Linked DNA regions of Homo sapiens: region 2 is linked to region 1. A link is an interaction called in ENCODE POLR2A ChIA-PET data of the cell type or tissue named here. Cell type or tissue: CD4-positive, alpha-beta T cell. All regions are shown on one strand. Each heading gives the region's core, and the rest is flanking DNA. Links, peaks and the distances in the headings are about the cores only.

Region 1 (17,500 bases), core at 6,439-11,438:
ATAATTTTTAAAGAAAAATTTTAGTAGCCAACCTGAATGTGTAAACTGGTAAGGAGGTAGATAAATTAATCAACATCTCCTTGTAATATTTATTAATGTAGCACCCATGCTGTTACAAACTGAATTCTCCAGAAACAGATGCTGAGATGGAGTTTGGAATGTGAAATACTTTTTAGAGATCAATACCTGTCAAAGAAAGAGAAAAGAAGCAGGATTTAGCAGAGGAAGATATTAAACTGTGAAACAAGCCTGACAAAGACGCCACTAACCCTGCAAAGAGCTCTGGAGCAAATGTTGCCTACCAGAGTTACCCTCAGTGAAGCCAAAGTGGCCAGGGCCTTATGTCTTTACCTTGCTTGGTCACCTGATGTGGACTGGCCCAATAGTGAGACCTCGGCCTAGGGAGGCCTAGTAGCTAACCCTGCTGAGGAAGGCCCTGATGGTGTCAATGTGTGGGCAGCAAGGCTTTCCTTGAATGCACATGCTTGTTTACAGTCATATCTTATACAACATACAAACAATACTTTTCTCCATCACATTTTATACATCAGTTTTTGAAACTCTTCTCGTGAATCACCATGATCCCTTAAGGCCATATTTTGAGTCATCTATCACAATTTTACAGAGTACCTCATCTCTACAGTCATCTAAGATATTGGATATATGGCATTACTTCAATCCATGGATGAAGCTGTTATTAAATATTTTATCCAAGCCACGATTTACCAGTTCCACCCCATTAGATTAGCTTTTATAACCTTTTTCCTGTAGTTGCATACTCATGATCTCCACAAAGTACCTTCTTACTGTATTTTTTAAGTAATCTTTCAAAAATAATCACTTTTAAAATCTTAGAAGTAAGATCACACTCCCAGAAGTAATTACTAGTATTTGATGTCTTTTCCTACATTTTTTTTGTTCGAACAGGTAACCTCAATAAGCATCCCAAGCTAGCACTGATTTCAGTCTAAAATGTGATCCCCAAGCAGTGAACTTTTTTTCCAAATAAAGTAGTAGAGAAAATACACACATTACCAGTGCTTTTCAAAAGGCACCCAGCTTTGTAAAGACATATCTAAAGTGACTTTCTATTTGCCAAGAGATGATATTAGGAAAGAAATCTTGATTAATATTTTGGATGTACATGCCAAGTTTGTCCGGGTGACATGAGGCCAGGTCACCGAAGCACTGAAGATAAAGGAGAGTCATTTAGATGGAACATCACTGTGGTTATGAAACAGGAAAGTAGCCTGATAAACATCATCTTAGGAAACTCTGTGCAGCTAAAGACAGTCTTAAGATGTGTTTGGGGAAATACTGTGGAAACAAGTAGTCATCTCATAACTGATATAATTAGAAGTTATAATAGCTTGGACTTTAGGGATGGCACAGGAAAGGAAATGAAAGAAGTTAATGGAAACACATTTCTAAAGAATTAATAACCTTGAAAGCATGTTGGATGATAGAAGCATAGGAAAGTGAAGCGCCAAACAGGACTTTAAGAACCTAAAAGGAATACTTTATTTTTCAATTTGTTTTTATTATTATTATTTTATTTTTATTTTTGAGGCAGAGTCATGCTCTGTCATCCAGACTGGAGTGCAGCTGTGCGATCTTGGCTCACTGCAACCTCCGCCCCCTGGACTCAAACGATTCTCATGCCTCAGCCTCCAGAGTAGCTGGGACTACAGGCACCTGCCACCACACCTGGCTAATTTTTGTATTTTTAGTAGAGTCAGGGTTTCACCAAGTTGGCCAGGCTGATCTCGAACTCCTGGCCTCAGGTGATCTACTCACCTCGGCCTCCCAAAGTGCTGGGATTACAGACATGAGCCACTGCACCCAGCCTAAAAGAAACACTTTAAATATGTGGTCAGTATATCCTTGAGGAATGATTTCTTCATAATTTTATAGTTAGAAATTTCTAGTTGATGAATTTCTTGAAGAGATTTTAAATTACCCATGCGAAGGCCACAACAGGACACAGGGCCTGCCTGCACACCCACCTGCCCCAGCCATGGCTTTTTATCAAAAACCAAAATCAGATGTCTTTTTCTCTGCTGTCAGCACTGACCACAGTAAGTGCTTGTAAGACAAGCCCGATAGGTCACTGCAGGAGCCTAAACTGCATTACAGCCTCTGCATTCGCAGGGGCCACAGAATTATCAGATGTCTCCCATGTTCCTACTTTCCTGGGCCATGTTACTGTCCTTAATCTTGCAATCGCCATGAGAAAAGTTTTTACTTGGGAGCCCCCAGGGCTGGTACCTTTTTATTACTCTGATTTCCACAGTTAGCATACCAAAGATGATCCTTATAGGAAGGTAGTCCTTAATTAGATGATTAGTTGATTGGTTGACCAAGACTGAAGATAGAAACCTAGGCTGCCTTCTGATCTGCTCCCAAGTATACACCCAGCACGCCTCAGACTGCAGTGTGCACACAAATCATCTGGGGGAGCTCGTTAGACTGCAGGTTCTGATCAAGTAGGGCTGGGGTGGCCCTTGGAATCTGCATTTCTAATATGCTCCCATGATGCCACTTCTGCTGGTTGAAGGACCACATTTGTGTAGAAAGGTCTTCTCTATAAAGGGTAGCAGAAAGCCACTGGGAACTGAACTTGCCAAGGAGTGTATGTGCACAGAATGTAGATCAGGGAGGTATTCATGGTGAATTCAGAAAAGCCAGGAAACTAAAGGGGACAGGGACTTCAGAGCAGGCAGACTCAATCAGTAAGCCTCACCTGAGAAACCCTATAGCCAGGATGTGGAGGCTACATTGACAGTGAAATTACAGGAGCTGGGGAAGCCTGCAGAGCAGCTGTCAGTCTCCTGCCTCTCAGAGGAGGGTGTGGAGGAGGGGCACCAATTTTGGCAAGAATGAGGACTACTTTATTATGGAGAACTCCCTAATTATGCAGTTAGAGAACAGTGTGTGGCACATTCCGGAGCCTACACGGCTCACATAAGGATTCCACTGTTAATTTTGAAAAGAGAAATAGCAATGCAACTTTCTTAACTCCCACACCATTCACACATTGAATTTGTGTGCCAACTCGAAGCGTACCCACTGGAAATGAAAACAGACTTAAAGCCAGCCCTCAAACTGAAGCTTGTCAAGCTGCAGATATACAGGGGAAGGGATATACAATGGAAGAGATATACAGAGGAAGCGATAGATATACAGGGGAAGAGATATACAGGGGAAGGGATATATAGGGAAAGGATACACAAGGGAAGGGATAGACAGAGGAAGGGATAGACGGGGAAGGGATAGACAAGGGAAGGGATAGACAGGGGAAGAGATATACAGGGGAAAGGATAGACAGGGGAAGGGATAGACAGGGGAAGGGATAGACAGGGGAAGGGATAGACAGGGGAAGGGATAGACGGGAAGGGATAGACAGGGGAAGGGATAGACATGGGAAGGGATAGACAGGGGAAGGGATAGACAGGGGAAGGGATAGACAGGGGAAGGGATAGACAGGGGAAAGGATAGACAGGGGAAGGGATAGACAGGGGAAGGGATAGACAGGGGAAGGGATAGACAGGGGAAAGGATAGACAGGGGAAGGGATATGGGATATACGGGGGACAGGATATACGGGGGAAGAGATATATGGGGGAAAGTATATACGGGGGATGGGATATACGAGGGAAGGGATATACGGGGGGAAGGGATATACGAGGGATGGGATAGAGAGGGGAAGGGATTTGTTTTCTTTCTCTCCTTTCAAATAAAATTTTTCTCTCTGCCATTTGAAATTGTTACATCAGATATCTATTTGTTAAACCAAAAATGGCAGAACTCGGTCTCCTAACATAGGGCCCTTAACATAGTAAGCTCTCCCTCAATGTATTATCTCATGAGCGGTCTTCTGCGCATTTACACAGTATCCAGTAAGAACAGCTTTGCAAACGTACACACATCTGGATGCTTTCCTGAGCACTTGGGTCAGATATGGTCCCTCCCTTTGCAAATACGAGCAGGCAAGGCAGATGGAACTACTAAGTCAGAAGGAGTCACTGGAGCAAATGGAATCAGTGAGCAATGTGACACCAAATCTGACCCACGGTCCCTGGCCACTCCTGCCAGCTTTGTCCCTGTGGGGCATCTAACTTTATAGAGCAAGCACTTTCAAAGTCTCTTGACTGGATTCCCAGGAAGAAAAATATTTTATACCAGATCCCAACACACTCACCTGAAACAAGAGCTTTATGAAATCACAGTCACCCATGTTACATAGTCACCCCATTTCTGAATGATGGTCTCTTTAAGTGCATCCTTCAGGCAATACCCTATCTACACTTTTTTCATGGAGTTTTCTTTATCTTACAAAAAAACTACATGGCAGCTTTTTAAATCTCCCAATACTTTAAAGCATCATCTTAATAATTCCTTTTCCCATTGCCGTCGCTGCTCAATGCATTGCTCCTGTTATTCTTCTCCTCACCAGTGAATTTTATTCTTCTCTTTTAAAACCTGGGGAAACGATTAGCACAGTGATGAGTAGCATAGGCTCACTTCCACTCCTGTGTGACCTTGGGCAAGTTACTGAGCCTCTCTCTTCTCAGTTTCTCATCTGGAAAAGGATAATAATAATAAGGCTACCTGATAGGTCAGTTGCAAGAATTGAATGTGTTAATACAGACAAGGCAATGAGAGTATTTCCGAGCGCAGCAGCAGGCACCTGCTGCCACAGCTGCTGCCACTGCTCAAATTCTCCCCTCCAGGGGAACGCACCCACTGTGAGTAGCCTCTGCTTGAGCCTCCAACGCTTATGTGTTGAACCTGGACAGTGTCCTTTCCCATTTGTTGACAGTCATGCTGCGCGCTACTTGCAACTTGCTTTTTTCTGACCACTGGAGTTAATATTTTAAGAGCATATATTCCTTTCCTTTTTAACACATCTAAAATGTATTATTTAACACGAATGACTTCAGAAGATACTAAATCTAGTTTGGACTTTAGTTTATCACAAATGGCCATTATTGAAAATATGTATTTTTATAGAAGGCTATATTGCAGTGATACTTCCTGTCAGCTATATGTTCCCTTTAACAGGTGATTCCACTTTCCATTTCTACCCTAAAATGTTGCTGTAGGGCTGGGATCCCAGAGAAGCAGGTTTGTTAAAAGAATGAATACAATTCTAAAACGAAGTAGCCTCTGTTTCAAGACCTTCTTAATGAATAACGGGCATACACTTGGTTACATGTGTTCAAGGACATTTTTCTGGCTGCTCTGGGAACATTGCTTTTTAACTATGTTCCAGATAATTGCTTTTACACAAAAAAGGCATCTCAATAAGTGAGGTGTTGTTATATGTGGTTCTCATGGTATTTCATGAGTGTGTATGGTCACTTTCCAACCTGATTCTAGCAGAGTGCAGAGACTTTTAAAAATTTCATTCACTTATTCTTCCAACAAAAGAATTACCAAGCACCTGACATTCCAGGCATTATGCCAGGTGGTAAAAATAAAAACAAGGGAACTTTATAGTTGTCAAGTACTTTTGGGTAAATTACCTCACTTACTCCTCTAAACAGCTCTGTGAGGCAAGTGATCTTGTTCCCATTTTACAGACAAAAGAGAGAGGTCATGCACAAGAGAAATAAAACGAAAAGAAAGAAGTACTGTGTTTATTAACTAACCAAAACTTCTCGACATCCCATCCCTGTTGGCCTTTACAGAAAGACAACACACCCGAAGGGTGTGGACCTTGCTCTATGAACTTATTTGGTGTTTGTCCAGCACAGCACTGCATGCAGAAAGCCACTTAGTAAATACTTTGGAGGAAGATCATTTTGATGTTTGTGAGAGTTCAGGCCATCTCTGGGAATGGGAAAAAGGATGGTAATGAACTCCAAGAACCAGAGGAAAGGAGAAAATTAGACAGTGGTCTGGGTGAGGTGAGAAAGGTAAGACTTACAGGAAAGTAATGAGGTTTATTTTTGTCTAGGGGAGAGGGCAAACTGACAGAGAGGAGGTGAGGGGTTAGAGAGGGAGGCCTTAGCACACAGAGAGCAGAGACTTAGGATCCAAGGACAGTTTCCAGGATGTTATAAATGGGCCCTAAGGAAAAGGAAACACGCTTCTCTATGCCTTCACTAGCAAGTTCTAGCCAGCAAAATGGTTCCAAATTTCTGACAGCATTTTGAATTAGCTTCAGTCTCAAATTCAAAGCAGAAACTGCCTTAAATTCCTCTGTTTCTCAATATGTCCTGTTTCTGTCGCATCGGGGAGCTAAGACACTCCTTATTGATGATTTTGCAGATGCTCAACAATGGTAGCTTTACAGATTAATCAATGAACCAAAGATTTATTGGAGATCTGCTGTGTGTGCACCATGCTGAGGACCAGTGACATTCAGATGGGAGGCCTGGCTGACAGCACACACAGCATGCTGGCGGGCAGCGACACACCTTCCAGACACACACTTGTTTGAGAGCCAGTAAAGCAGGTTATGCCTGAGTGGGAAAAAAGATCCGATAGGTAGGGTGGGGCCATATCACAAAAAGCCTGAAGAGGGAGAGGAGTGGATCCGAGGCCTTTAATTATAGTCTGGCAACTGTAGGTGTCCAGAAACTATTTGTTGAATGCATGCCTGCATGAATGATTTCAAGTAAGCATATTGTCCCAGACCCAGGACACAGTCATCCTCTCTAAATCATTCAGTCCTAAGTTTCAAATTGTGCCCAAACACAATTATGATATTTACATCTTTGTAGAATTATTCTGAGACTGTGGATGGATAGAGGTCTAACCTTTCCATGAGGACAGTGACCTTTTGCCTCCCTGGATCTACTGGATCACTTGGAAACAGAGGAGTAGACGCTGGAAGAATACAGTGCTTGGGACATAATGACCAGGCCATGCTAATTGCAGAATAATACAGAAACAGATTCTCCTTCCACCCAAAAATGTATCCAGGGCGAGCGGCCACAGAGGACATGGAGGCAGGAGACCTACTAAACAGGCCTCTTCTGTAAAACAAAAGAAATTCATACTACTACCACACCTTAAATGCCATGATTCCTTGTGCTTTCCTAACTCTCAGATGCTTTCTAGTCTATCTCATTTATCTTGACAGTCAAAGACATAGAACGGGTAGAACATTTGCAGAGTGAGCAGTAAATTAGCCGGTTTCTGAATCTTAAACAGTAAAGTCTTTCAGATGAAGAATGTGCTGGTTTAAGGAGGATGCCTCCTAAGCAAAGTCTTCAGCAGAAGAAATGTCTTCAGAAAACTTCCTGGACAGAACTACAGGCACCTTGCATTTCTCTCCTATTACTCCTCCTGCCTTCTATCTGTACCCACACCAGAACACATCTGTCGGACCCTCAGACCAGTTCTAAAGCAGCTGCCCCTTTGTAGACGAGCCCAATCTTAATCATTCCAACATAGTAACAAGAAAAAACCTACTTGGGCAGAGGTCCTTGTCTTAATGAACAAGTAGTCTGCAACCACCACCAGCAGAGGGCGTTGTCCAAAATGGCTGCGGTGAATTCAGCAGGCTGCACACAATGGAAGCATAATTCTTGCCATAGATCCTTTAAATGTCTTTCCATTAAATTTGTCTGAACTGCTCTTAACCTCGGAGCAGTTAAGAACATCAAGGCCTTTCTTCGACAGCTCTTCCCTTTCCCACAATGCGAGACTCCAGCAGTAAGACGCTTGAGAAAGGAAACGTGTAACAGATAGACAGAAAGGCTCAAGCAGGGCCTTTCCACGAAGACTCCATGTTTTTGCACTTTCTCTGTGCCACGTGACCGAACGATCATTTCACACTGGTGTAAGTCTGTGGCTTCTCTGGATTCCATACTTCTTAGCTGTATCAGTTGGGTTTGCATTTTATTTGTCCAATATAAAGGAAGGAGATGCCAGTAGTGACTTTTAGATATAATCATTGAGTTCAAATCCAAAACCCATTACTCTGTCCAAGCTTCATCGACTTCAGTATCTAGGGAGATATCCCAGAGGTCATCGCTCTGTCCCCAGGCTGGAGTGCAGTGGCGCAATCTCAGCTCACTGCAACCTCCACCTCCCGGGTTCAAGCGATTCTCCTTCCTCAGCCTCCTGAGTAGCTGGGACTACAGGTGCATGCCACCACACTCAGCTAATTTTTGTATTTTTAGTAGAGACAGGGTTTCACCATGTTGGCCAGGATGGTCTCGATCTCTTGACCTCGAGGCCCTCACGTTCTTAAAGTGAGTTCTGAGGGCTGGATGGAAGGGAGGGGGGATTGAAAAGAAGAGGCAGGCAATTGCAAAGGCAGACTGAAGCCAAGTTCTCCTAATTTTTGCCTCTTGGAGGACAGTAAACCCCTCCAGTCCAACCTGGGAATTCACCACCCAGACACATGATACTCAAAGCTCCCACGAGGAGGGTGGCAGTCCTCTGACCTTTTCACTAAGATTTAGAATCTACACATGGATCTGCAGCATGTTATTTAACTGGGGCTATCTACTCTGTGTATCAGATATCATGCCTGTCAAGATGTGAGTGTTTAAAGTCCAATTTGAATGCTGAGATTTTTTTCTATGAGAGACACTTTTGGAATCTGCCTTCTTCTAAATTCAGGAAGGATAATCTCAGCTTGTACTTAATTTCCAAACAATAGCAGCAATAGCTCTCCTACTCTGGAGGCAATTATAGAACATTATCTTGGGTGATCTTTTATCACTAGTGTTAACTGCTTTTGCAAGCACTTGGCTGCAAGTACCCATGCACAACAGGATGTGGTTAGACAGTCAAAATTCATAGATCTTGGGAGCCTTATGGGGCAAGATGGAACAGGGTGTCTGAAAACCCCTACCAAGTATATGCAGGTTTCACTGACAACGTCAAAACATGTGGTTTAATTCAACATATGTATTTAATGCCTACCATGTGCAAGACATTGTGTTTGGTGTTATGCGGGTTAAAGAAATTATCAACTCAGTCCCTGCTGTAAAGTGGGGGTATAACGTGTAATAGACTCAGACTGAAATAAGCCTTGTTTAAGCTCCATTCTGGAAGGTGTGTAGTTTTCTGGGTTTTCTCACTTTGGCCACTGAGTAGATTTGAATTATTAGGTAAGGTCAACTCCATCCAGGCAACCAACTAAAGTGACACCTGGGAGGGTTATTTAATTAAGGACCTTAAGAATGTACCAAAAGCATCCTTTGGGAAAAGATTGGACCAATAAACCAGAATCAGAATTTGATGAATGTTACCATACCGCTCATGTAGAAATCCCTAAACATACAACTTCAGATGGTAGACATGGGTCTCTGAGAGGCAATCCCACCTCCTTAGCATCCAGGAACTAGTGAAAACCAGTTCATGACCATAGGGTTTGGGTTCTGGTGTGCCCAGGCTCTCCCTGGCTGCCCCTCCTGTTGAGGTCAGCGCCTGTCCTGCCTCTCTCCAGGCTGGGATGTGTTTCTGGCCCCCCACTGCACTCTCTGCACCATGCTGGCTGCCCCAGATCTCACCTTCTCATTTGGGATTGGCTTCTCTCACAAATGAGAGTTGTCCTGGGTGTGTTCTCTGCCCTACCAGTGCTCTGGGCCATCTGTGCCTTTAGCTTTAAGATGAGAGAAGGGAGAGTGTGACCGAAAGTGTGATTTCCAGTATTTGGAGACTGAGATAAAGAAGGATTCCACCTGGAGAAGAAACAGACTCCAGATGCCCCCTGTGTAAGCCGTGACACTTCCAGCAGCTTGTTTTCTAGCTTGACCTTTGACCCCAGCTACACAGAGTTCAGGTAGGGCAGAGGGGCGAGAGGCATTGCACAGAAAATCACAACAGAAGGGGCACAGGAAAGCAGCCATTTTGGTTTTCCCTCACTCTACCTTCTTTGAATCCTTCTCATCGCTCAGTAACAGGAAAGTACTGTGATCTCAATGCTATCCACATGTATCCACAGCACTGTTTCTTCTAAGATATGAAACTGTACCCAGGACTTTCCATGCATGGTAATCGGCGTTCATCAATACTAAAAGCTGAGTCTTCACCGCCACCTTCCTTTTTGGTCTCGGGCCTCTGTGACCTGCTCACCCCACTCCAGGGATCTATCACACTCTTGTAGTGACCCAGTTTATGGTAATAAGACTGTGAGCTCCAAGAGGACAGGCCTGATGTCTGATATGGTCACAAGCTACTCCTGTGCCCAGCACGCTGCCAGGCACAATAGGAGGCCTTGATAGTTATTTACTGGTTAAGGAATGCAAGAATAAGTCATTTGCTTTCCAGCTAGTCTCTGGGTAGGAGGAATCATGCCAGCCCCCATCCTGTACTCCATAATGCCCCAATGTAAATCCTAAAACCCAGAGGAAAGCCATCAAAAATGTCACAAATACAATTCAAACACTCGAAAACACATAGAATCTGTCATAAAAATTGGGAAACATCTTCCACAGTTCTATTCTCCTATGACATACTTTTTTTCCATGAAGGTAGGAAATGAAAGCGAATAAGTACTCTGGGCTTCACATAATGACAGCTGCCACTACCATAGCCATACATGGGGGGCAACAGAACAGAGCTAGGTTCAAGACCTGGCTCTGCCATTTACTAACTGGCAAGTAATTGTTATAGGTGAAGTTATGTCCTCCTAAGATCCTAACCCTCAGTACCTTAGAATGTGACTTTACAAGGAACTAGGGCCACTGCAGATGTAACTCATTAAGCTAAGATGAGGTAATACTAGAGTAGGCTGGGCCCCTAATCCAATAGAATTGGTGTCCTTATAACAAGGAGGAATTTGGACACAGAGACATGCACACATAGAGAGTGCCACATGAAGACTGGAATCATGCTGCCACCAGCCAGCGAGCAACCAAAAGCCTGGAGAGAGGCCTCGAACAGATCTTTCCCTAGCATCTTCACGGGGAGCACATCCCTGCCGAGACTGTGATTTCGACTTCTGGCCTCCAGAACTGTAAGACAATACATTTCTGTTGTTTAGGCCACCCAATTTGTAGTACATTGTTATGGCAGCCCTAGATGACCTGTGGCAAATTAACCTCTTTGTGCTTCGGTTTCATTTTTTAAAAATGATATTAGTAATGGTCCCTACTTCATGGAGTTGTTATGAGAATTAAATTAATTAATACTTACATAGTGCTTAGATCAGTCCTTGGCACAGAAGACCAATGATGTCTTATAATGTTCAAAATTCTCTCCTATTCGATGTGACAGTGATGGGAGTAGATGTCCCAAGTTCTGACATAATAAGTCCTAATTTACAACCCATCGTTGTGTTGGGACATTTCATAATTTATCTTCAGTGCAGAGCATGGATACACAAAAGCACTCAGGTGGCCAGCAAGAGCAATGAATGTGAGGTGGCTTTGCAATTACTTGGATTCACTAGATACCGAGCAACTTCCCCATGCATGGTGCAGAGCTGTGGCACTCACACGGCCAGGTGTGACCTATGGGGAAAAGTATTTTATGTTATTTTATTGTTTCCTAATACTGAAACTTCAAAAGCAAAATGATTCTAGATTTTCATCACTTTCTCTTGAGCATTTCTAGCGTTCCTGTAACTTACACAACCTGGGAAATTCAAAAGAGCAGGAAAACTTTTAAGGGAAATAAATAAGAATGAAGGACTGAAACAGCTAATGGGAGAGTGACTGAGGCCAAAGAAAATTCAAGAATTATTATTATTTTTTTCATTTTAAACAAAGGATCCTCTGCTTAACCAACACGGCTCTCTCTTAGCTGTAGGCCATCAGTGAATCTTAATTAGTTAAAAGGTTTGTGGGTTCCACGGGTCTTCTTGGATAAGAGGATGAATATCTCTCTTTTCCCGGCCAAAAGCACCACTAGAAATCCATTCAGTCATTCGAAAGTATTTATTGAACATCTATCATGTGCTAGGTACAGTTTTAGACATTGGGAATATGACAATAGATAAAATTAACAAAAGTCCATATCTTCATGGAACTTATACTCCAGTAAGACAGAAAGATGAACAACCAAGTAAATAAGTCTATATATAGTATGTCAGAGAGTTATAAATGCTATAAAGAAAGTCAAAGCATGGATATGTTTGGGGTGGGGTATTTACTAGGGATGCAATACTAGATAAGGTGGCCAGGGAGTCCTCACTGAGAAGGTGACATTTGAATAAAGATCCGAAAGAGGTGAAGGAGTGAGCCATCAGATATCTGGGAGGTGAGCAGAGGACGCAGCAAGTGCAAAGGCCCTGAGGCAGAAGTGTGCTTAGAATATTGAAGGAACAGAACAGGCCAGTGTGGCTGAAATGGAGTGAGAAAGGGTATGAGATGGAGTTGAGGGAGGTACTAGGGGCCAAGTCACAGAGGGCCTTGAAATCACAGTAACAACTGTGGCTTCTGCTTTGAGTGCAACAGGGAGGCATAAGAAAGATCGTTGGCTGCCATGCGGTCTCTTCTAGACTGTGTCTGAGGCAAAGGAGGATGCAGGGAGACAAGTTAGGAGGCTGTTGCAATAATTCAAACAAGAGGTGACAGTGGCTCAGTAGCAATGTTGATTCTGAATATATTTTCAAAGTAGAGCAAATAAGATTCACTAAGTAGGACGTGAAGTATGAAATAAAAAGAAGAGTTATGGATGATTCTAGGGTTTTTGACCTGAACAACTAAAAGAATAGAATTTTCTTTTCTCTGAGACAGGGAGGACAAGGAGATGAGCAGATTTGCAGGCAGTTCAGCTCTGGATATGTAGGGTTTGAGATGCCTATTGAATATTGCATTTGTTTTCTAGGGCTGCTATAAAAAATTACCAGAAACTTGGTGGCTTCAAACAATAAAAACATTATCCCAGAGTTCTAAAGACCAGGAGTTCTAAATCTGTTTCACTGGGCTGAAATCGAGGTATTGGCAGGACCACGCTCCCTCCCGGGGCAGTGGGATGAATCTGTTCCTTGCTTCTTCCAGCTTCTGGTGGTTGCCAGCATTCCTTGGCTTGTGGCTGCATCACTTCAGTCTCTGCCTCTGTTGTCACATTGCTTTCTCCTCTTCAGTATGTCAAATCTCCCTGTACCTCCCTCTTGTAAGGATACATGTGATTGCATTTAGGGTCCACCCAGAAAAACTGGGATAATCCCTCCACTTCAAGATCCTTAATGTAATCACATTAGCTCTTCGACATGTAAGGTGACATATAAAGGTTGCAGGGATTAGGGCATGAATATCTTTTGGAGAGAGTCATGATTCAGCCTACCACAGATATCCAAGTGGCAATGCTGCATAAGCAATTCCCTATATAAGTCTGGATTTCAGGAAGCGGTACAAGCTGAAGGCCTAAATCTATAACTTATCAGTATATAGGTGGCATTTAATGTCATAAGCCTGGAACACCTCAGAAGTGAGTATAGAAAAATAAGATGTCCCCTCAAAAAATTAAAAATAGAATTAGCGTTTGATCCAGTAATCCTACTTCTGGGTGTACATCCAAAGAAATTGAAGTCTGAATCTCAAAGACATGTCTGCACTTCCATGTTCACTGCAGCATTATTCACAATAGCTAAGACATGGAAGCCACCTAAATGTCCATTGACAGATGAATGAATAAAGAAAATGTGGTTTACACATACAGTGGAATATTATTCTGTTTTTAAAAAAGAAAGAAGAAATCCTGCCATTTGTGACAATATGGGTAGAACTGGAGAACATTATGCTAAGTGAAACAAGCTAGACACACAAAGACAAATACTGCATGATCTCACATATGTGTGGAATCTGAAATAGTCAAATACATGGAATCAGACAGAGAGTAGAATGCTGGTTGCCAGGGAGGGGGAAAGGGAGAAAGGGGAAGGTGTTTATCAAAGGGTACAAATTTGAGTTATGCAAAATAAATAAGCCCTGGAGATCTACTATACAACATAGGGCCTATGACTAACAGTACTGTTTTGGTATACTTAAACATTTGCTATGAGGGTAGATCTTATGTTAAGTGCTCTTACCACAGAAGGAAAAAATAATAACAGCCACAAAGGGAATGAGAGGAATCTTCTGGAGGTGATGGATAAGTTTAGAGCATTGATGGTGATGATGGTTGGATGGTTTCACAGGTGAATACTTATCTCCAAACACATCAAGTTGTATGCATTTTACATCTACAGCTTTTTGCATGTCAATCATATCTCAATAAAGCAGTTTAATTTTAAAAGGAAAAAAGAAAAAGATGTTCAAAAACGGGGCTTGGGACCCTCCGATGTCCAAAGGTCTGGAATACCCGGAGAAATCAGCAAAGGAAACTTAGAAGAAGCAGCTGGAGATGTGGAGGGTAAACTAAGAGGCCCTGGGAGCCCGGCAGAGAATGCTTCTGAATGGCAGAGGATAATCCAGTGTCAGATGCTAACGATGAGTCAAGGAATATGAAATCTCGGAGCACTGGGTTTGCAACGTGGAGGACACTGTTGAACTTAACAAGAGCAGTTTGAATGCAGAGGTGGGGCAAACGTCTGATTGGAGAGGTTATTAGGAAAGAATGTGAGAAAGGAATGAAAGACAGCAATCACTGACGACTTTTCAAGATGCGTTGCCCTGGGAGGCACAATCAAAAAGAATCCCTTGACCCCGTAACTTTTAGAACAGCAGAGAGAATGTCCATTGGAACTGTTCTAGTTGGAATTCCAGTATCCGACAGAGAGAAGATGGATGCCAAAGTTTTCCCTACTCGGCTGTTTTGCCCAAAGTCTACCTTGTGAGTCCTTCTTAAAACTGCTAAGGCTGATTACATTCTGAAAACGCCCAATAGAAGGCTGACACCAAAACTCTTAACCACGACGATCAGATGGACCACACCCTCACATAAGCCCCAAACACAAGCAGAGATGCCACAGCCCTTATCAATGTGCTGGGCAGCCCCCTCCCAAACACCTAAAGGCCTTTAAATAACAAGGTTTCTAAGTTGGGAGAAGTCAGTGCACCTTTATGTACACACTCTGGAGATGCAGAGCTAATTAATCTCAATCTAGGCAAGTTTCCAACTTTCTCAGGGAAGTTTTATTTATGCCTAGTATAACTCAGGGCAATGACTGCAGCCTCTGATTTTAATTCCAGATTTGAGAAAGTGCGAGGCATTCCTTTAATGCTAATGAAAGAGGCATAAGTAAGTTAGCACCAGCTTTCAAGGAGTTAAAGAAAATCATAAGGTTCTCTCCTGAGTTTCTCAAGCATAGAGTAGTATATTTACCTTTTCATGACTGTGGCACTTAGGAGGACACAGGCCATGCTCAGACAAGACTGGAGGGATGATGCTCACTGTCGTTTATCAAGTGCTCGCTCTGTGATAAGTAGTGCACCAGATTTTTTTTGTGCATTATTATTTAACCTTCACAAGAGTCCTGTGAAGTGGTTGCTTCCAGTAGCCTCATTTTACAGACAGGGAGCATGAGGCTCAATGAGGTCATGCAGCTTCATGCCATTGCCATGGGAATTGTGGGTGAATGCATAGGCATGGCAGCTACAGCCTCTGCTACCCAGGACAGTGGCCTGCAGTTCAGCAAGAGAGATAGACCCAGGGCCTCCAGAAGAGGTCTGGTGTCCAGAAACCAGCCCGCTTCATTGCCCTGCATTTGAAAACGCTTTGGCCTTTAAAATTCTCCATTAAAAAAAGAAGAGGAGAGGCTTCATTTGTAAATCCAGAAAGAACCACAAAAGGAATAGAAGGTGTGGGGGTAAAGGGTTGCTTCTTGCATAAAAAACCTTGTAAATATGGAGATATCCCTTTCTGGACAGAGCAGTGACATAAATTTATTGAAGGAGGCTGGGGTTTGGTTATCAGCTCAGCTGGAATACATATGTTAAAGAAGGAGAAAGAGCAAAAGGTAGCTTTAACATCCCCATAGCCCACATGCCAAGCAGGACTTTTTCAATTATTATCATGGTGGCCTTTTAACAAGCTGAAATTTAACATGATGCCAATACTAAATACCCCTCCAAAATAAATGGTGCTTGTGAGGCTGAGATCTGGAATACAAGGGCAATAGCTGTTGATTTCCAGAACCTTAATCAGCTACCCCAAGGCCAGATCTAGGGCAACGTTGTAAAACAAAAGTTATCCTTCGTAGTTCTTTCATTATCGACACTTTCTTCATTTAGGAGTTCCCAGACAAGCTCAGGTGTTCACTCCATCAAGTAATCCCAACTGTCCATGGCCCTCTCCCTTAGAGGGGCCCTCTATTCCTGCCCCTTCTTGCTCTCATCAGAATTTATGTCCTGGACTCAATTTTTTTCAGCTCCCTCTTAGTTGACAACCAAACTGACTTTATTGGAACAGAGGGTTAGTATTTTCAGGGAGGAGAAGCATGTTTAGGTGCCATTCAAACCACTGCCAACTTCTCTTCCTTTATCCAGCTCTGGACCCGTCTCTGAAATTGGCTATGCTTTTCCCAGTCCATATATAATTTAGTGAGAACCTGAGAAATGCGTGCTAGCAAAATGTTCACGGGGAGAACCCACTCACAGACTTACTCGTTTAAAACCGTCTTCACAGCTCTAATCATTGTTGAATAGGAATTAGATACCCAGATCCAAATAGGTACTAATAAGACAAAAATTACTCCCTGAAAAGCTTGCTTCTTTCTAACTGTACCCCTTCCCTCCAGCCCCTGATGCCACTGCCACACACACACAAATCCTTACACTGTCAGCCTAGTAATAAGTATATGTGCTTTACTACCGCACAGAACAAGGTTAGGAACCTGTTTCTGTTAACTGGGTGGCTTTGGGCCACAAACGTCCTCATTTTTAGGACCAAGATAATAACAGTACCTACCCCATGGGGCTTTGTGCAGATTACATGTAATAATAACTCACGTGAAACCCTCAGCACAATACTTGGCCCTTAGTTAACATTTTTTAAATGTTATCCATGGTATTACCACTCCCTGAATGGTAATAGTTACACTTGTATGGAGTTTACTGAGTGCCAAGCACTGTTCTCAGAGCTTTACAAAGGTTAACTCATTTAATTTTCACAACTACCCTATAATACAGATACTATTGTCCCTGTTTGAAAGAGCAGCAAATGAAGGCACAGAGGGGTTAAGTGATTTGCCAAGGTAACACAGCAAGCAAGTGGCAGAGCTACAACTCAGACCTCGCTAGTCTGCCTCCAGGGTCTGCACTTTTCACCACACATTTGATGGGGGCTCTGGAGGGCACACCAAGTTGGGCTCCATCTTAAAGCAAAGGGAAGTTGTGTTGTTGGTTGGGGCAAACAGAAAGTTGTGTGTGAACTCTGTCACCAAAAGGAAAAGGAGAGTAAGTGATCCAAGGATGCAGAGAAGGCTTCTATTAGGAGAACAGAAACTCCACACTCAGGTGGACGCGAATGGTTCTGAAGTCAGCAAGTTAAGGTCCACATTTCTGTAATGTTTTAAAGTGAAATTTGAGGGGAGGATATTTCCCACTAGGAATGAAGAAAAGTCACCATGAAGTTAGAGACTAATGAGACAGTCTATAAAAAGTGCTGATGAAAAGAGGGAAGGGCCAACAGGGGAAAAAGGCAGC
Region 2 (12,292 bases), core at 77-5,076, 270 kb after region 1:
TTTTTTTTTTTTTAAGCTCATCACCTATCATTAGTATATTTTATGTGTGGCCCAAGGCAGTTCTTCCAGTGTGGCCCAGGGAAGACAAAAGGTTGGACACCCCTGCATGCAGACTTCCCCCACAAGAGACACAGCTTTGCAGGGCCATTTCAAAATACATCAGGGAAATATATGTTAGGGTAAAATACTTTGATTTCCTTTTAGGGCCTGTTATCTGTCATGTGATGTTATGCTAGTGTCAGGTTGGAGTTAGTATCATATTGCTATAAGAGTCTGTTCTGTCAGCCTTAGGGTCTCTGTTTTAATGTTCATGCCAGCCAGTTGTGCCTGAACTCCAAAGGGAGGAGGGTATAACAAGGCATATCTGACCCCCACCTTCCCTTCATGGCCTGAACTAGTTTTCCAGGTTTCTTTGGATCCCCATGGTCAAGAGGAGGGTCCACTTAGTCACTTGGGGGGCTTAGAATTTTATTATCGTTTACAATAAAATAGACATTACTTAGAGGTATAAGTAATGAGCATTAACTGGTGAGGTCTTAGGGAACTGAGAAAACCAGATGCAGAAGCAAAGCCTCTCCCAGGGTGGCCCCCAGCTGTGGCCAACAGCTCAGGAAGCTTCCTCACCGCTGCTGCTCGTGGAAAGCCAGAGCCAGATAAAATGAACAAGTTATTTTTTCCAGTTCAAGCCACTTAGATAGGATTCCATGATGATTTCTTTTTACCATTTACCCAAAGGAACATTTTGCATACACACAGCCTACGTGTTGAAGCTGTTCCTTCTCACGGAAGGGCATAACCAATTTCTTCACATAAAAAACATCGAGCCACCCACACTCCTCCATGATGTAATGCAGGTCCTGCTTTGACGGTGAGCTGACCAGGGATTGCTGAGCAGTCTCAGCATTGGGAATGATGATTGGATGCAGATAGCCTGTCCAGGGGATTCTCGAGAGCATTTTTTTTGCTAAAAGTACAAGGAGACCCTGGGCAAGCAGCTAGCAGCCCCCTTTCACAACCCTGCAGAGCGTCCTGGAGGTCCCAGCAGCCACTGTTCTTCCTCCTAAGCTTGCCTGCCATGGCAGCATCCACTCCACCCTTCAGTGCTTGAAGCCAAGTGGTTGTCGCCCCGGAAGGCTCTGCCCTTCTGGTTTTAGACTGCTGTGGAGGAGGGAGCCACTTGGAGATACAAAGCCCACCTCTCTAGAATCTTCCAGGGTCCCCACAAATTATAAAACTATGGTCACACCAGGAAACCAAGGCATTTTCAATAACAACCTTTCCTACTGATTTCCAGCTTCATCTTCCAGAATTCCAGTGCACTGCCATTCATACCATTCATTAACTGTTCTCCTTTCACTAGACCACGAGCAGGTATACAGCCACAAAGAGGAACCCATCTCATGAGTTAACTACTCCATCAGCTTCCTTCACCCTGAAATCTTTTGGCAGTACAGGCTAGAAGGAAGAACAGGCTTTGCAATCAGACCTGGGAATGAATCTCATCGGCATCATTACTGGCTGCAAGATTTTGGGAAAGTGGCTTAACTTCTTAGTCCAGCTCACAGGATTAATGTCAGGTTTGGACTCAGATAAAGAATGTGAAGGCTCCCTGCCTAGTCTCTGGCTTGTAACAAGTGCCACCAAGTGCTAGTGTCCTTTTTCTGTATTATGTATGTTGAGTTGTAGATATCTGCTGTCAGGCCCTGTCCCTGCCACTGGCTGGTGATGTGAACACATCTTGTGTCTTTGCATCTCTGCACCACAGTTTCATCATCTCACAATGAACTGCCTGCTCTCCAAGATGTGGAGTTTTTTAAATTATACAATTTGGTTGCACCTTAGGGGATCCCTCTGATTATGGAGGCACAGTAAGGTCCTGAGCATAGGTGGTCAGCAGTCCAGAAAGGGAGAAGGCCGAGGGCAGACTGGAGAATGGGACTGGTGAGATTCAGATAGGAAGAGCAGGGGAGAAATGGTCAAAGTGAGACTGGAATCAAAAGGTTGGCATTTCTAAAAACTATAATTGCACTTAAGAAGTTTTGCCAAAGGCGATTTAGTTACCCCACAGTGAGGAACATGGGTGCCTATGTCTCCAGTCACTTCCCCACAAGAAACCTAATTGCAGCCTGGGCTCCGTGCAACTCCCAGCTTGAGGGGAGGCCCATGGGCTTCTTTGTGTGAGGAGCGCGCTGCAGCATTCCTGCCCACACACGCCACTGCTGCCTTTCTCCTGAGAAGGAGTTCCGTTATTATTTCATGTGACCTCACAGCCAGGGGAGCTGGTTTGCCATTTTGCATAACACACATTAAATTTGTTTTTAGATGTGCTGTTGAGCCTTGCCTGTGGATCTTCTGTCCTCTTGTCGGTCCCTGCCTGCTGCAGCCATCCAGGCACTTAGGATGCCTATCTTTTTCTCTACAGCTGCGAGGAGCCCAGTAGTTGGGTTTCCTTAAATGCAAGCAGATGGAAGCGAGCAGGAGTGTGGAGGCAATTAGAGGATTTCCTCCTCCAAGCAGTGCGGGTTTGCTCTCTCTTTGGGTGTGTGGCTGTTCTTGCTCATTTTAATTTTCCATTTGGGTTTTGTCAGGCTGTCAGCTTTTTTTTCTGGCTGTATTATGCTGCTGGTTGCAGGAGCTTGCAAAATGGGGTGATTTGGTTGCTTATTGTTTGGAATCAAACTTTTCACAGTACGGTATGGGTGACGCATATCGTGATGATGATGACACTTCATATTTGTAAAATATTCTGCAACGTAAAGAATGTTTTCACATACGTCACTGTCTCATTTGGTCTGGACAGAGGCCCAGAAAAAAAAAAAAATGAAGGCTGTACTCAGTCTGCTAGAGTCAAAGTTTTGCCTTATCTTTTTACGCCATCTCTAGTCAAACCACAGCGGAGAGAATAATCGAATGAAAACTGAAGCTTTCTGCTTTATTCCTTTTCTCCTTCTCCTTTCAGTCAGGTAAATATTTTTCACTTTCTGAACACAGTGTTAGATTCTCTGGTGACAATTAAATAATCGTAGCAGATAATCGTTGCCGTCGGGGAGCTTTCAATGTAGGTGGGGAGACAAGACATACAACAGTGAGTTTACATAACAGTGCCTGGCACACAGAAGGCACTAAGGAACTAGGTGCTGAATGAGTGGGTGAGTAAATGAATGTGGAACATAGCCCACCAAAGTCCTGAAGGGCAAGAACCCCTAGGGGGGGAACCAAAAGATCCACAGTCCTTGATGAGAATGGGCACCGAGTGCCTGGGTGCCTGGGAGTGAGCAGGCGAGAGGACCCAGCACCGTTGTGGACAGCCTCCGTTCGGTTAGCACCACTGCACGAGGGCTGGAGTAGAGAGGAAGCCATTTGTTTATGAGCTGAGAAGAGTGAGCAGGAAAAATGCCATTCTTTGCTCTTAAGGATGAGACAAGCATAAAAAGAGAGGCAGACAGGCAGACCAGAAGGAAGAGATTGCTGACAAAATCATTGTCAGGAAAAGTGCCAGTGAAATCACTCCACCTTAAAAGATCTATGTTCTGGTTTTGAGAACCTACTATATTGTAGACCTGTGCCAGAAGCCAGAAGAAGGCAATGGGAAGAATCAAAGAGATTCTTGGCCCCAACCCTTACCAGACCCTGCCATGCACAGGAAACAGTTAAACAATGTGACTGTCTCACCTGCAAATGATCAAGTGTTGGGTATAAGCCAAGGAGCTGAGAGAGGGGGAGACCAGCGCAGGTCTGAGGAGCTGAGAAGGGAGGCTTACGTGAAGGGTAAGACTCGCATGGGCCTGGCCGGTGGACAAGATGTGGGAACTGCATGGACAGTTATGTGGAGGTGCATTCCATCCTGGCTGGAGAGTGTGTGAGGGGCAGTGGGAGATTGGTGGAAAAGATATAGGCCACTGGTGTGGAAGGCTGGGAAGCCACGCTTCAGATCGGAGAAAGTTGCTAATCAGAGAAGCGGCGTTCTGGAGGTGGTAAGTGGAGCTTTGTTCATGCCCAGAATTTTCATTCCTGTCCTGCCGTCCTAAATGCTGGGCTGCAGTCTGCACTGTCCCCCGCTGATGGTATGAGAGTAAGCCAAAGGAAGGAAACATCTTGTTGGGATGGCACTGAGCCATTTCAGTGTCTCCTGGGGGCACTGAGCCATGCCCCAGGGCAAATGCCCAGTGGAGAACAGGAGTTCAGGAGAAAAGGTCGTCCTCCAGTCTAACAATCAGCAGGACACTTGGCTTTTGTTGGGTATTTTCACTGCCATGAAACTATACTTGGTTTGTGAATGTTTTGGTGACCACCAAAAATGTATATGATGTGAATTCTAGGCATTTTCATTATGGTGGATTTTTTTAAATAACGTCCACATTAATATACACCCCTAGTGTAAAGTACTTAAAGATACAGAACAAAACAAAAGTCACCTATTAACCCATCACACAGAGATAGTCACGCACATCATTAGTATTTTGTTGAATGTCCTTTCCCGGTGCAAATTTAGGAATGTTTAAAACATGGTTTCAAATTGGACTTAATGTTTTATATCCTACTTTGTTTTAACTTAGCAGTGCACCGTGAATATTTTTTAGTCACTAAATTTATGTTGCAATATGATTTTAGTGCTATATACTATTCCATTATAGGTATGTACTATATTTAATCAAACAGAAAATCAGTCTACTATCTTTGCTTATTTTGATGTTTCCAGTGAGTTAGGCTTTTAACATATTTTTAAAAACAACATCAGAATCTAGTGTTTTCAGATAACCATGTTTTTATTGAGTGAGTTGTCCAGCAAGATCCACGTGAATATAGAACATTCTCTACCCTTTTATCTCATTTTTTTTGTCACTTCATTAAAAATGGTAATAAGTCAACCCCTCTGTGGAAAAAAGAAATCGTATGTGCCATAGTTTCCTTCTCTAAGACTGTTAAAAACATGAGCTGACCAGGCCCCCATGCCGATGGACATACCTGGATATACAGTAAGAGTACAGGGAACGCAATTGGATCAAGAAGTTCTTAGAATTTAAATGACATCCTGTGTTTTGTTGTAGTGAAATTTCAACAGAAGTAACTCTCCCTATTATCTTCATGTAAATGAAGAACCAAGCATTCAAGAGCTTTCTTAAGAGCTTTGCCTACCTCTTGACCAATGTCTCCCTTCATAGCATCCATCTCCTTCCTGATGTGGGATGCCATTTTGGAGGGCCACTTCCTGCTGACTTTATTGTAAGCTGTGTAGAAGAGAAGGTATCAGCCATATTTTTCCTTTTAGGCAGAGTTTGATTTGCAGAGGCCTGGACTTCCTGCTTATGTGTCTTTCCAGTGAATAAGTGTGATTCACCACAGTTCAAAGTAACCCCATCTACAACGCCTCATTTTTTTAAGTGAAATTTTTCCATGGGAATAGAATAGAGAGGAATCCTGTAGGTCTTCCATGAAATTATACTCCCTGCCTCTCAGAGTTTTACAATATAATTAGGTTACTTGTTTGTCTTAAATTTTTTTATTATCCTGTGCTTATCTGGTTGAGGTGCCTGTTGAAGAGCAGGAGATGAAGGTCAAGAAATATAAGCACAGTGCTCAATTTTTTAAAATAACTTTGTCTTACTGTTGCTCGTGGATAGAAATAAAATTTTTCATATTAAACTAATACTTAGCCGTTTGCTGAAACCTCTTATCAATTCTAATAATTTATCTGTATTCTCTTAGTTTTTCTGTGTAACAGACATACCATCTATAAATAATTACAAGTTTTTGTTCTTTTTCAATCTTTTATCTTTTATATATTTATTTTTTCTTTTCCTACCACTCTGGCTAGGACCTGCAGGAAATAGCACAGGGGATAGGAAGTAGGGATAGCGGGGATAGGAAGTAGGGATAGCACAGATCCTTAGCTTGTTACTGATTTTAAAGGGAAGGCTGTTAGCATTTCACCATTGAGTATGGTGCTTACTGCTGGGTTTTGGTAAATACTTTCTATTAGATTATGAAAGTCCCCTTCTGATCCTAGTTTGCTAAAAGTTTCTATTTTAAAAAATTATAAATGTGTTAATTATTACTGAGTGCCTTTTCTGTATCTATTGATAAGATCATTGGGGTTTTCTCTTTTAATCGGATAGTACAGGAATTATTGTCATCCATTTTTTAAAGTTAAATCATCCTTGCATTATTAGCAAAAATCCACATTAGTCGTGATATATTTTATGCATTGTTGGGTTCTGTTTGCTGATATTTTATTTAGGATTTTTACATTTGTATTTATATCTGAGAGTGGTCCATAATTTTCCTTTTTCCTACCATCTTGGATTTGGTTCTGAGATAGTCCTAGTGCTTTTCCATTTTCTATCTCCTGCATTTTTTTTTGGTTTTGATCTAAAACACAGATTTTTTTTTTACTTTTTTTTCTCTAAAACCATCTGAACCTAGTGTTTATTGGTTTTTGGATTTTTTTGGGTGGAAGGATGAGAAGCTTTTTAACTAATGAATCAGTTTTTTAAAGGTTATTAGACTATTCAGGTTTCTGTCTTGTTAGAATAATAATTTGAATTTTTCTGTGATATTCTTCATTTCATTGAAATTTTCAAACTTAATGGCACATATTTCTTCATAGTAGTGTGCTGTTATTTAATCCTTGCTGAATCTGTAGTTATGTTCTCTCATTCATTCCTAATGTTATTATTTGTAACATCTCTGTATTTTTCTTGATCAGATTTGGCTCTTATTAGTCTTTCCAAATAAATAGCTTTTCCTTTGTTCATCTTCTCTAGTGTATCTTTGTTTTCTGATTTTAATTTCTACCCTTTATTATTTTCTTCTTCTGCTTTCTTTGGATGTACTCTTATTTACTTTCTGACTTCCTGAGTTGGATACTTGTTCATTAATTCTCAGTCCTTTTTTCTTTCTAGGACAAGATTTAAGTATTTTATTCTAAATAAAACTGTAGTGAAATCTGATATATTCTAATATGGAGTATTTTTATCATCACTCAGTTATAAGAATGTTGTAATTACCATAATTATTTCTTCTTTGATTCATGAGTTTTATTAGCAGCATCATTTTGAATTCCCAAATGAATGAGAGTCTTTAGTAATCATTTTGTTACGGATTTCTAACTTAAAAAATCTGTTGTGGTCTGGGAATGTTGTTTGTATGATACTATTTCCACAAAATGCATTGAGACTTGGTTTGTGGCCTAGGACATGGTCAATTCTTTTTAAATATTCCGTGAATTTCTTTAGTGCATATTCTCCGATGGGGGCTGTGGGGACAGAGTTCTAAATATGCCCATTAGATTAAATCTCTTCATTCTGTTGCTCACATCTTCTATATCCTTATTAATCTGTCAATCTCTTCAAGAGAGGTGTTATTAAAATCTCTCACTGTATGTGTCACTTTGCCCTTAAAATTCTGATGATTTGCTTTATAAATGGTTATAACCATTTTCCAGGAAGAACATTAAAGAACTTTCCATTGGCATTATCCAGTTTCCCTCAAAATACTGGTTTTTTTTATTTTGGCTTCTAAGCAGCTATGAATCCAGTTTCTCAGAAGCCCTTGTCTCAAGGCATTTGTTTCCAGATTACCTTGTTAGCATCCACACTATGGGCTATTTTAGAAAAACAAAAAAAGTATCAAAATCATATAGCTATGATTTTCCTGTGCTTGAAGGAGCCTTAAAGCTCATCTAGTCCAGCCAGTATTTGTTCATCCAAATTCTGCCAAGAAATCTCTATTGTCAAGATATTCTTTACCATCTTTGGGACATTCTCATTATTAGAAACAAATCCTAAGAAGAAATTCTGCCATATACAACCCATCCGTTCTTTAAAAAAAAAAAAAAAACAGCTTAAATTTTCTTGTCTAAGCACAACAATTTCCAGTGTTTGTATTAGTTTTTCTCAACAGAATTTCGAGTCCTTTTAACATCGTATTACTGTTAACAAGTTCTAAATTCTGTGTGGTCATGCTTTGAGAGACTGTCAGATTATACACACACACTCAGGTTGTGTGTGTGTTTGTGTGTTTGTGTTAAGGAATGTTTTAGTGGGCACCTATTAAGGAAGCCTCTCAGGAAACTACTGTATATTAAGGCCAAAACCAACTGAACCCATCATACGATTTCTCTCCCTCAAGGAAAGCAAATGAGAATGAGCGACTGTAACCCTTGCCTGTTGTTCATAAGCATGTACACCAGGATCTGTGTGATCCTTTTCCTGAAGATAAACAGCATACTGCTCAAGGAAGGAAAACAACGCATAGCAACAAATTTCCTGTTTTTTAAAGAAAGATCCAACTTGGTTTAGAAATTATGCTGGCTTGCTTTCTATGTTTCTAATAGAGAATAAGGAGAAACTTGCTTCTCATTTGCCGACATGAGGTAAGTGTTATGTCTGAAAGTTCCAGAGATCACAGTTTATACATTGAAGAAAGGTAGTAAAAGGTTTGCGAAGACCTCCTTCCCCGTGGGAGAGGTGCCCTACTGTGCATGCCGGGAGTTGGCTGTGGGTCATGGGCACAGTACCCCTCACCCAAATGATTCTTCCCAACCATCAAGAAAGTAAACCCCAACTTGGGGCCCAGAAATATTCAGACAGTAGAAGAGTTCCACATTCAGACAGACGATAAAAGAAATATCTTCATATTGCCTAGCATTGAATTTGATAAGGAATAGAGGAACAGTATTGTCCTTCTGACCGGGCTCTGTCTCTTGCTGCCTAAAATTTTATTATCATTGCATTTAAAAAAATCAAAGTTCAGTCTTACTAGAATGGATAGAATGGGTAAGTGTAGCTTCTAGTTTGGTGAGTCCTTCACTGTTTCTTCCTACTAACCTCCCTAGCTCAGTCTGGCTAAGGGCAGGGCCTCCATGATGACCAGCAAAACTTCTCTCTGGTTAAGCTGAGCTTGGTTTGTTAAGCAACTATACCCAACATGTTTATATCAAAAGCACCTGTGTTTCTCAGTGTTTCTGGAATCCCAACTTAAGTGAGGCCGGAGCTAATGCTGTATTTCAGTAAATACCACATTAGATCACACTTTTAAGCAGCCATGTCAAACAATTGACTTAAATTGAAATTACTTTCAGCTAACACTTCCCCACAAATTGTTTTTACACATGCTGCTGCTAAACCACATGTCCACCGTCCTGTACTTAGGCAACTTTTTTTTTTTTTTGGTTTAGGCCCTCACATTTGTCCTTACTAATTTTATCATGTCAGTTGTGGCCTAATACTCCAGCCTACCAAGATATTTTTATATCTTGAGATTGTCACTCCTGTCCCTTCAAAAGTTTGTTCCATCTGAATATTTCACCATACAAATTTTCAATATCTTCATCTAAGATGTTGACAAGTTTTTGAAGAGCTCAGAGCCCCATTTTAGGCCTCCTGAGACCACCTTCTAGGTGGACCTGAGCTCACCAATCAGCCCCACTTAAATATTATAATTCACTTCATTGTTCTAGTATCTAGCCCACATTTTCCTATCTTATTCCCAAAGGTATTATGAGAGGCCTTTTTGGATAATGCATTACTGAAATCTGTAAAGAACCACACTTCTCTGACCCCTGTCAAAATAGAAAGTGGCATGACTATTCCTCCTATGAAAGCATCCTGTATGGAGGATCAGACCAAATGCTAAAACACTTTAGTAGGTTTACCTAAATACAGCTTGTCTTTCATATATCATGCCTTGACACTTCTTCTGCAAGACCAGTTTTTTCTGTAAGACTAATTGATATTGAGATTTCAATATATATAGAAATGGGACTAAATTTTATCCAAAGCTATTTTTGCCTCTATTTTGGGGGCATTCAAGTTAATTTCCCCCACTTACACTAAACTGTCAAATACTAGAATGTGGAAGCTTGAATATTAGAGATAAGTAAGTGCCCAGTTCCATTCCACCAGTTCACAGCCCTGTCTATCCCTCCATCCCACCCTCACCACCACCCTCCTAAAGCAAGATTATTAACACTGAACTGGACTGCTAAAACTTCTTCCTAGCATCTTTCAGGTGCTTTTGTGGCAGAGCCATTCTGCATGGAGCTGCCAGACCAAGTGTCATTCTTGCTTAGAACTCTTCAGAGCCTCCCCTCTGAGCTCCAAATTCAGTCCAAGTCCTCTCTTGGCTGCTTGCCTGATCAGAGGAGCCACTGCCTCCCCACTCAGACCCTATTCCACCTGGTGGACTTGTCACTCTTCCCTAAATGTCTTCCATGCCTCCCTGATGCCCATCTTTGCCCTGGCTTTTCCTGTGGCCAGGAATGTCTCAACCCTGCTCTAGATTTAGAAATCTTGCTTCTTTCTCAAACAACAAAATGTCTCTCCTCAATGGAGCCTTGACTGATCTCTCCATTGGAAGTGACTTCTTTTTCCACTAAGCTCCTGTTAGCACCCTACAACTTCCAACTGACAATTGTCTTGCATAGAATTATTTGTACACTTGTTTTATCAAAAGCTGCTCCAGTGGGCTGATAGCTTATTCATCTTTTTAATTCACCAAGGGCTGAGCATTTAGTAGAGAGGATGTATTTGTTGGATGGATCATGGGTAGATGGATAGATGGAGGAATGGATGGAGTTGAGGTTTAAGAGAGGATAAATAACTTGCCAAGATCACGAAGTTGGACTAATAGAATTAATAATAGACTCAGTTCCCAAATTCAGTATTAACATATTTGTCTAGCACCACTCCACATTCTCTTCCATGGTTTTGCTTTGAACTTTTGGTAGAAGCCTTAGTAATAAACATCCAGTTTTATAAAATAAAGTCTTATATTTGTTTATATTATAAATTTATTACTCCTTGATTTACATGCTTAGGAATATAAATCTGAGAAAAATACATGGTAGGATTTTCCTACCACATTCTAAAAGCTTAAGAAATATCTGAAGCTAAGCATGGTGGCTCATGCCTGTAATCCCAGCACTTTGAGAGGCCGAGGCAAGAGGGTTGCTTGAGCTCAGGAGTTCAACACCAGCCTGGGCAACATAGTGAGACCTTGTTTCTACCAAAAAAAAAGATTATTTACATGTGGTGGTGCACAACTGTAGTCCCAGGTACTGGGAGGCGTAGGTAGAAGGATAGCTTGAGCCCAGGAGGTTGAGGCTGCAGGGAGCTGTGATTGTGCCACTGCACTCCAGCCTAGATGACCGAGCAAGATGCTGTCTCAAAAAAAAAAAGAAAGAATTTGAATGGAGACACTGCCACTTCTGCACATCTGTCCTATATGATTTAAAATATCTCTGAATACCTTGAAAACACTGATCTTTTCAACTCTAAAACTCAGAATTCTCTTAATAAAATAGTATGCTGTAGTTATACTGTGTCAGCAGTTTTGGGGGGTTTTTGTTGTTAATTGTTTGTTGTTTTTGTGAGACATGGGCTAGGGATCTGATGTTAAAAATAGACATTAAGCCCCAGGACAAAATGGCCATTCTACCTAGAGACAGCAGTTCTGGCGTTCTGAGGCCACAGTGTAACATAAACATGATGTTGTCAACCTGAGCCAGGGCTGATTTGCCTCATTTGAATCTGAAAGGGAGCCCACATCCTTCCTGTTGCTACACAAAGATGCTGAAAAGAATTCACAGAGAAAACAAATGGACTAATGCGTGTTATGTTTCCCAGAAGTTCTGTCCCCAGTGCCCCCAAAATAGTAAAATAGTTGGGAATGAGGTTGAGCAAGAAAAGAATAAAGGAATAAAAGTATACAATGCCAAGGAAAGGCCAATAGAAACTATTCTTTTTGCTTTGCTTCTCTTGGTGTTTTTTTCCAGTGTGACTCTGTAGATAATGGCAAAGAGAAATGCAGGGTCATTTTTTCCATTTTCAAGTAAAACTTATTTTGCACAATAGACCCACTGAGGCTTGCACTCATTCATGTCTACGACTCCCATCTCTCCAGTCTCAACAAAAGTGAAGGTGGCCATTGTGTCCTTTCATTGTTCTGTGACTTTGCTGCCCCTTTCTTGCTTTTTAAAATAAGTTCCTTAGAAGTATGGAATGGCGGGAACGCATGCCCTTTGTTTCAGCAATTCAGTCAAAATTTCCCAACTTGCCTTCAATGTTAGTAAAAAAAAAAAAAAAAAAATGACATGAATTGTACTGGCATGAATCTAGGTGGTCTGGCCAACAAAGAAAGGAAAGGAGGGAAGAAAATGAGGAAAGGAGGAGAGAGGAAGAGCCTGCATCCCTAAAATTTCTTTTCTCAACAAATATTTACTTGGTTACCTCTATTACAGGCATTTATGGTCATTGTATTAATTCATTCTCACATTACTGTAAAGAAATAC

The links. ChIA-PET counts read pairs that join two places held together with the same protein. Peaks named below come from ENCODE experiments on the same cell type or tissue, not always from the same donor. Only the 100,000 strongest peaks of a DNase experiment are listed, where the experiment ranks them.
Region 2: POLR2A ChIA-PET joins it to region 1 with 5 read pairs; 3 of 35 experiments call an interaction of 5 or more read pairs at or near these places.

The regions. Positions count from the first base shown.
Region 1 is chr6:112,019,380-112,036,879 of GRCh38, reverse strand. No RefSeq gene overlaps it. Among named protein-coding and RNA genes, the nearest start is that of CCN6, 26 kb to the left of the region's middle. In CD4-positive, alpha-beta T cell, for the core only: CTCF peaks have their summits at 7,251 and 7,451 (motif pointing right); DNase peaks (open chromatin) are centred at 7,469 and 8,769; H3K27ac peaks cover 3,848 bases.
Region 2 is chr6:111,750,516-111,762,807 of GRCh38, reverse strand. The region is part of intron 3 of FYN (FYN proto-oncogene, Src family tyrosine kinase); the gene reads left to right. Among named protein-coding and RNA genes, the nearest start is that of FYN, 120 kb to the left of the region's middle. RefSeq lists an enhancer at 11,268-11,840. In CD4-positive, alpha-beta T cell, for the core only: no CTCF peak of the experiment used is centred there; DNase peaks (open chromatin) are centred at 717, 1,712, 2,777 and 3,687; H3K4me3 peaks cover 3,032 bases; H3K27ac peaks cover 5,000 bases.